2 separate regions of the Mus musculus genome follow, and region 2 is linked to region 1. Evidence: chromatin loops called from intact Hi-C (ENCODE). Cell type or tissue: left cerebral cortex. All regions are shown on one strand. Links, peaks and the distances in the headings refer to the core of each region. The heading gives the core; the rest is flanking DNA. Region 1 has its middle 73 kb from the start of A730046J19Rik. Region 2 has its middle 2.6 kb from the start of Mir680-2.

The links. A loop is a pair of places that touch in the nucleus more often than their neighbours do. Peaks named below come from ENCODE experiments on the same cell type or tissue, not always from the same donor. Only the 100,000 strongest peaks of a DNase experiment are listed, where the experiment ranks them.
Region 2: it touches region 1 in a loop (8-fold over the local background); 7 of 42 quality-filtered maps call a loop at or near these places.

What each region holds. Positions count from the first base shown.
Region 1 is chrX:144,078,630-144,083,029 of GRCm38, reverse strand. No RefSeq gene overlaps it. Among named protein-coding and RNA genes, the nearest start is that of A730046J19Rik, 73 kb to the left of the region's middle. In left cerebral cortex, for the core only: a CTCF peak has its summit at 1,660 (motif pointing left); a DNase peak (open chromatin) is centred at 1,681.
Region 2 is chrX:144,292,978-144,297,377 of GRCm38, reverse strand. No RefSeq gene overlaps it. Among named protein-coding and RNA genes, the nearest start is that of Mir680-2, 2.6 kb to the left of the region's middle. In left cerebral cortex, for the core only: no CTCF peak of the experiment used is centred there; no DNase peak of the experiment used is centred there.

The sequences.
Region 1 (4,400 bases), core at 139-4,138:
ACCTGTGCCTCTGGCTAGGTGGTGTTCAGGAATCCCTGGATCCCACAGGTCCCATTTATTCCAGGTGTTGGGACAGATGTTGTTGGATGATGATATATTGAACTGTCAAATTCCCAAATCAAGTTATGGCTATCCATTCATATATAACAATCATATAGAGAACATAAGATATAAGATTCTCAAGCCTAGGGAAAAATTTCAGTGGTTGAGATGGCTTGTTACTCTTGCATGGGACCCAAGTTCAGTTCCTAAGTCCCACACAGGCAGCTCACAAGCACCTGTAACTCCAGTTTCCCGGATCCATTGCTACCTTATGGCCTTACTGAGCACTATACACATACTTACACACAGGATTAAAAATAAATATTTTATATCATGTTCACAGATGCCTTTAAAGACCATTTCTCCATTATAGAAGCCCAACTGTAGAAAAAGTAGACCCCAGCTAATTTCATCTGCATCAGTTTTGTTTCAGTATCATGAGAACATCATGTTCTGCTTTGTTCTGTTTGTTTGTTTTGTTTTATGGGCAGGATCTAGAGGTTCATTTTTCAGTTTGTGTAAGACTAGCTTTCAAAGAAAATTCAGTTTTCTTAAGGGCCATTCTGAAATAACAATTCTTAGTGTTACTAGCCTCTTATTAGACATTTTACTCTACAGATAATGGCATCTGCCTGTCAGTACTAAAGAGACTAATTTGATTTGGTAAAACATCTTTGAAATCTACTAAACTTATGAACTCTCCAAAAATTAACAAACAACAACAACAACAACAAAAACAAACAACAACAAAAAACCCTTGCAATTTTTTGTCCCTCTTCCTGCTGAGTTTTATTTTCTATATACCACTTCCCTTAAAAAAGTAGTTTCCTATTTATTTTCTTTTTTTAAAACCAGAGAAAGATTAGAATTGCCTGCCATTGGTCTTCCACAGTAATCTCTCTTTCCTCATTTCTGAAAAGAGGTCCATTCTAGCTGAGCTAGGACCTTCTTTTCCTAGGAGATCTTCAAGAGAAGGAACCAGCTTCCTACACCAATCCCCTCCAAGGCATACCCCCAGAGGCAAGTGGGTCTCCATGTCTTTTCACTGCTTGATAGTTCCACTCTCACACAGCCGTTACATATGATCCTTCTAGCTAACTCTTAGCCTCAGCTACATCTGGGGATCATCAACAGAGCCAGTATGATTTCTAACAGCCTCAAACCTTCATAGACTATAGTAGCTAAAGGCCTGTTGTAATATGGTCTTGTGGTCACTGTTTCTAGGTTTCTGCACGCAAAATCCAGTAGACTGCATTTTGAGACATTAGGAATGTGGAAGCTCAGTTTCACCTTAGGGGCTTGTTCCAGTGCCCCGCTATGCTCTCATAATTGCTCTTACTTATCTAGTGTCCATGAAGTGACCTGCGTTGAACCTGCTTCATGAGCCTAGACTAATAGCTAACTTCTCCTAACTTGCTTTTTTCAACTGCAAAGTGGGATGATCTAGGTCTGTTTCATATCACACAATTATCAACAAACAATGTCTCAAAATACCAAATGTAAATTTATTGTGTTTATTAAAAACAGCATAGAAACAAACAAAATAATTGTAAAGGCCCATTAAATTCTGAAAATGGTATTCCTTCCAACTGCTCCTTAAATTCCTAGTCTACCTTTTATATAAGGACGCCCTCTGCTGTTCTCTGGTATAATCTACTTCAGACCAGGAAAAAAAAAAAAACAAAAAAAAAAAACAGTACTTGGTCTGCCCATGCCCAATATAGTGTTGGGGTGACATTTGGAGATCATCTATTCTCATTTTAAAGATGAATCAGAATTGTATGCACATAGTAAGAAAGTGCCTAAAGTTAGTCACACCACAGGCAGATATTAGGTTTCTTGAATACGAGATTTATTTTCTTTGGTCAGAATGCCAGTACTTGAGGCATTCCCGTAGTCTGCATACCCGTAATCTGTGCATTCAGGAGGATAGGGCAGGAGAATTATAAACTGCTCAGTAGTTTAGACTACGTAGCAAATTTCAAGCTAAACTTGTTTATTTAATGAGGCCTTGTCTCAAGGAAACAGTCAAACCAAACCAAACCAAACCAAACTTTCTTTTGAGTTTAGCTTAAGTGTCACAACAGACTTGATAATCTTGACTGACTCTTGTTCTTCCTCCTATATTAACCTACCCAGTAACCCAGAATAGAAATCCAAAGTCACCTTTTATTCTATACATTCCTAACAAAATTTTGCTATGTAGGCTCAATCAATCCCACCTTCTAAGTGTTTACCCATTTCCCCATTGTGAACACTTTCATTTGAGACTTCATCATTGTTTTTAACCAATTAAATTTCAGTAGCTTTCTAAATGTTTCAAGCATCTGCTGGGTTCACTCAATCACTTTCATTCTATCAATAAACTCTTCCTTAAAAATTCTCCCCATAGGCCCTTGGACATATGAAGGCTCTATACCCCAGTGTAGGGGAATGCTAGGGCAGGGAGGCAGGAATGGGTGGATGGGTAGGGGAACTCCCTCATAGAAGTGGGGGGCGGGGAAAGGAAACCGGGAATGGGGATAACATTTGAAATGTAAATAAATAACATAACCAATAAAAATAAAAATAAATCCTCCCCATATCAACCAAAATAAGTCTTGATTGCATGCTTTCCTTCAAACAAGGAGCCTAAAATAATCCTAAAAATAAAAGAAGGGTGTTAGGAAACACAAAGGGGGGACAGATCCTTCCTCTTTGGAAGGATGAAGTATTGTGGCTCAAAACTGTCAAAGATCTTATATACATGTATGTAATACCATAATGAAACATCATAAATGTATTCTGCAATTAATATACACAAAATACACTTCAAAAATCCTCATATTACAGATAGTAGAGATCAACATTTAAAATATGCTAACATCCAAAATATATAAAGAACTCAAGAAGCTATCCTCCAAAAAAACCAAATAACCTAATTAAAATAACAGAAGAATCTCAAATTGCTGAGAAGCACTTAAAGAAATGTTCCAAGTCCTTAGTAATCAGAGAAATGCAAATCAAAATGACCCGCAATTCCACCTTACATCAGTCAGAATGGCTAAGATCAAAAAACTCAGCAGATGCTGACAAGGATGTGGAGAAAGAGGAACACTCCTCCATTGCTGGTGGGATTGCAAACTAGTACTACCACTCTGGAAATCAATCTTGTGGTTCTCCAGAAAATTGGAAATAGTTCTATCTGAAGACTCAGCTATACCACTACTGGGCGTATAACCAAAAGATGCTCCAGCATACCACAGGGACACATCATGTTCCATTATGTTCATAGGGACCTTATTTGTAATAGCCACAAGCTGAAAACAACCTAGATGTTCCTCAAAAGAATGGATACAGAAAACGTGTTTCATTTACACAAAGGAATACTATCCAGCTATTAAGAACTAGGATATCATGTAATTCACAGGCAAATGGATGGAACTAGAAAATATCTTGAGTGAGGTAACTCAGACCCAAAAGGACATACATGGTATGTACTCACTAATAAATGGATATTAGCCAAAAAGTACAGAATATGTAGGCTACAAACCTCAGAATTTAAGAAGTTTAACAAGCAGAAACACCAAGTGGGGGCTTTAATCCCACTTAGTAGGGGGAAGAAAATATTCACAGGAGGCAGAGGGAGGATTTGGGCAAGAGAGAGGAGGGGAGGGGAAAGGGAAACAGGATCAGGTACTGGTAGTGGTGTGTGTGTGTGGGAGCACCGGTCGGGGCAGGAGAGAAGCCCAGAGGGCTGGCAGAATGAATCGAAATATGCAGCCTCACAAGGTGGGGAAACAATTTAGAAAGTACCAGAGACCTGGGAGTCAGGACTCAATGGGAATGTTAGTGATCTTAGATGAAATGCTCAACAGTGGGGAGAGGGAACTTGAAGAGTCCACCTCCAGTAGATAGACAGGGCCTCAAGAGGAGGGATTGTGTTACCAACCCTCAGTCAAAATTTCTGACCAAGCAGTGTTCCTGTCTAAAAGAACTGCAGGGACAAAAATGGAGAAGAGACTGAGGGACAGGACCAACTGGGGATCCACCTCATAAGGAGAGGCCAAGGCTTGAGGCTATTACTGATGCTATGGTGTGCTCACAGACAGGAGCCTAGCATTGCATCCTCTGAGAGGCCCTACCAACAGCTGACTGAGACAGATGCAAATACTTACACCTAACCACGGGACTGAAGTCAGGAAGCCCTATGGTTGAATTAGGGGAAGGATGGTAGAAGTAGAAGAGGAGGGCTACCCAACAGGAAGACCAACAGTCTCAACTAACCTAGACTCCAGGGAGCACCCAGAGACTGAGCTGGTCTGAGGCCACAGAGGAATGCCTGGCCTGCCTCAGTGGGAGAAGATGTGTCTAATCCT
Region 2 (4,400 bases), core at 131-4,130, 210 kb before region 1:
ATGGAACAGCTGGAATGATGCAGGATAAAGCCAAGTTATTACTGGCCATTATTATTTCCCTCAATAGCCACTCATTGCCCACCCCTGCAAATGAACTCATATTTGTGAGACCATTAAGTCCTCCATGTGACTATTATGTGAAACTTTTTGGGATACAGTAACTTAACGAACCAGTAGCATCCACCAAGTCCAAATCTAAGAATGTCATTGGACAGCATCTGGGGCCCATAGCAGAGGTTTGCCTACTTTGCTGGGTTTGAACCCACCTATCTGATGTTCCCATCAAATCGTACTGACTTGTATGACATTTTTCAACTGAAAAGTGTTGATTTATGACTTCCTTTGTTGAATTACAGCTAAAAACTTCATGAAACTACTACCACATTGGTACATAGAATTTGGGGAACCTAAATCTCTCTGAACTCACAGGCCACAAAGACTTGGGTTTGGCTCCAGAGTAAAGTCTCCCTTTCTTGAAGGTTTTTTAATTTTGAGTTTTTCCATGTATAAGCATTTTGTCTACATGTATGTATGTGCACCAATTCCATGCCTGGTACCCAGGAGATCAGTATGCTAGCCATGTTTTGGGTACTGGTTCCTCTGCAAGAGCAGCAATAGCTCATTACCAATTGAACCATCTCTCCAAATTCAGTCCTCCTTATTGTAAATGGAAATTGTAGCTAATACTTTATAGCAGAGACTTTAGGCATGCACCAAGAGGGAGAACTCTTTGATGACTATAAGAGGTTTGGTTAAATTATTGTCATCAATGTTAGAGTGGCACAGAGTAAAATCCTTGATTGACTATAGCAAAGAACTACTCCCCCCAGTATGAAAGCATATTTAACAATAAAGCCATTGTCAAGTTTCGGATGCTTTATTATAAATTCTCTAATTTGTGAAGTATTTGCCTAGATACCATTCTATTTACACAAATTTAACCTGGGAATGGGCAAATGTCTCTTTTGAACTAATAGTTTTCCCCAGTCACATTCACCCATATAGTTATGTTGAGTTATTAGGCACTGTGAAGGAGGTATCCTGAATTTTGTTCTGCCTTTCTTCCTCTCTCTCTCTCTCTCTCTCTCTCTCTGAGATAGGGTTTCTACACATAGGCCTAGCTGTCCTGGAACTTGCTCTGTGGACCAGGCTGGCCTCAAACTCAGAGATCCGGATGCCTCTGCCTCCTGAGTGCTGGGATTAAAGGCGTGCACCACCCTGCCTAGCTTTGATCTGCTTTTCTATATTGAAGAACCTTAACTTGGGAAGACAACAATGAAAGAAAGGAAGAAACAAAAAAGGAGAGGTCATGCCTGCTCCTAGATATAGAGGAGGAGAGAGTTTATTGCAGATAAAAGGGAGGGCACAGCCAGAGGCAGGGACATCTGGGAATGGTCCAGAGTGCAGATAACCAGATTAAGTCAGGCCATGTGAGAGGAGAGAGGGGAGAGGAGAGGGGAGCCAGACCAAACGACCAGGAAAGGCAAAGGGTAGACAAAAAGGCCAGGTAATCAAAATGGTTGAATTGTATAGGCAAGGGCAGCTGGGAGAAGGGTAGCCCAGCCCCTGGGCTGGGGAAGTTTAAGGTAGGGTTCAAGTATTCCAGCCATATCTTGTAACAGGTAGAGACTGAGGGATGCTGGGAGAACTTGAGGCCGGGTCCACTTTAATATGTTAATGAGCACCTGTTAGCGATTTGTCCTGGGTTTTAGGCCTAACAAAAACAACTCCTAAGAGGAGTCAGCAATAGAATCATGAGTATTTTTAAAACAATACCCCATGGGACCTGTGTCTAATACTACTCAGGTGGCCAAGAACCTGAGCCTAGATAGTCCACAGACCTAGGGGAAACCCGAATACTTCTACTGATGGAACAGGAACTTAGCAACAAAATGACTCCTTGTGACATTCTGCTATACTCATAGAGCCTGCACAAGTCTAAGCCAGACAGGGTCCCAGTGCCAAGAGAAGATGTGGGCACAAACCCCATTCCTAACCCAGAGGCTATTTCCAATAGATAATCCCTCAAAAAAAATTAGGTTTATCAAATGGAGCCTTACTGGCGATACAAACCACATTCAAGGCCAGGTGTTACACCCATCTGTAGATGGTCAACACAAACTAAATGCAGTGGCATTTGAGCTTTTGGAGGTTTTTTTGTTTTCTTTTGTCTCATAATGCTTTGGGCATTTTCCTACCTTGCAGGTCTTTTCTTTTTTTTAAGATTTATTTTATTTTACTTTATTTATTATATGTAAGTACACTGTAGCTGTCTTCAGATGCACCAGAAGAGGGCATCAGATCTCATTACATTACGGATGGTTGTGAGCCACCATGTGGTTGCTGGGATTTGAACTCAGGACCTTCGGAATAGCAGTCGGTGCTTTTAACCACTGAGCCATCTCTCCAGCACCCCCCCTTTTTTTTTATGTTTCCCAGTATTGTGTTTTTGTAGGATTTCTGTGTAAGCAAATGTGTATGTCTCTATGACTGTATGTGTTTCTTTGCTTCTTTTTCTTTTTTTTTTATGTATATGAGTACATTGTGGCTGTACAGATGGTTGTGAGCCTTCATGTGGTTGTTGGGAATTGAATTTAGGACCTCTGCTCACTCTAGTCAACCCTGCTCGCTCAGTCCCAAAGATTTATTTATTATTATAAATAAGTATACTGTAGCTGTCTTCAGACACTCCAGAAGAGGGCATCAGATCTCTTTATGGATGGCTGTGAGCCACCATGTGGTTGTTGGGAATTAAACTCAGGACTTTCAGAAGAGCAGTCAGTGATCTCACCTGTTGAGCCATCTTGCCAGGCCCCTGTATGTGTTTCTTGTATATCTTCCTTGCTACTTATTTTTTCCCAGTTAGTTCGATTTGTTCTATTTTGGTTTATTTGTTTGTTTGCTGGATTTAAAGAATGCCTATTTATTTTCTAATGAGAAAAAGAAAGGTAGTGAATTTGAGTGGTTTGGGAGGTAGGGAGAATCTGGGAGGAGTTGAAGGAGGGAAAAACATAATCAGAATATATTGTATGAAAAAAATCTATTTTTTAATAAAAAAGAAAAAAAATCTGTTTATTTTACCAGCATAACATGATTTTTGTACTGACCAGTTTTATGCCAATTTGACACAAGCTATAGTCATCACAGAGGAGGGAGCCTTAATTGTGAAAATGTTTCTATAAGATAGGGGCAGTAGCTCGGGGTGGAGAGATGGCTCAGCAGTTAAGAGCAGTCAGTCTTAACTGAAGGTCCTGAGTTCAAATCCCAAAAACCACATCGTGGCTTACAACCATCTGTAATGAGATCTGACGCCCTCTTCTGGTGTGTCTGAAGACAACTACAGTGTACTTAGATAGAATAATAAGTAAATCTTTAGGCCGGAGTTAGTGGGGCTGACTGGAGTGAGCAGAGCTCCTGAATTCAAATTCCCAGCAACCACATGATATACCTAAAATAAATTAAAGAAAAAATTTAAAAAGATGATAGGGGCAGTAGGCAAGGTAAAAGCCTTTCTTTTCTTTTCCCCTCTTTTTCTTTTCTTTTCTTTTCTTTTCTTTTCTTTTCTTTTCTTTTCTTTTCTTTTCTTGTCTTTTCCTTTTTCTTTTTCTTTTCTTTTTCTTTTTTTGAGACAGGGTTTCCCTCTGTACCTTTGGCTGTTTTGAAACTCACTTTGGGGCTGGTGAGATGGCTCAGCGTTTATGAGCACCAACTGCACTTCCAAAGGTCCTGAGTTCAAATCCCAGCAACCACATGGTGACTCACAACCATCCGTAATGAGATCTGATGCCCTCTTCTGGAGTGTCTGAAGACAGCTACAGTGTACTTACAAATAATAAATGAATAAATAAATATTTTTTAAAAAAAGAAAAGAAACTCACTTTGTAGACCAAGCTGTCCTTGAACTGAGAGATCTGCCAGCCTCTGCCTCCCAAAGGTATGGAGCCACCATCACTGGGCTTGTAAGGCATTTTTAAATTCATGATTTATGGGGGAAGGCCTGGCCTATTGTTGTTGGTGTTGTCCCTTGGCTTATTTTCTGGAGTCCTATTAAGAAAATAGGTGAGATGGCTCAGCAGTTAAGAGCACTGACTGCTCCTCCGAAGGTCCTGAGTTCAAATCCCAGCAACCACATGGTGGCTCACAACCACCCGTAATGAGATCTGATGCCCTCTTCTGGTGTGTCTGAAGACAGCTACAGTGTACTTATTTATAATAATAAATCTTTGGGCCAGAGCAAGCAGGGACTGAGGGAGTGGAGGTGACTGGAGCAAGCAGAGATCAGGAAGGCTCACAACCATCTGTATAGCTACAGTGAACTCATATACATAAAATAAATCAATAAATCTTTTTAAAAAAATAAATAAAAAGCTAAGCAAGCCATGTTGAACAAGCCAGTAAGC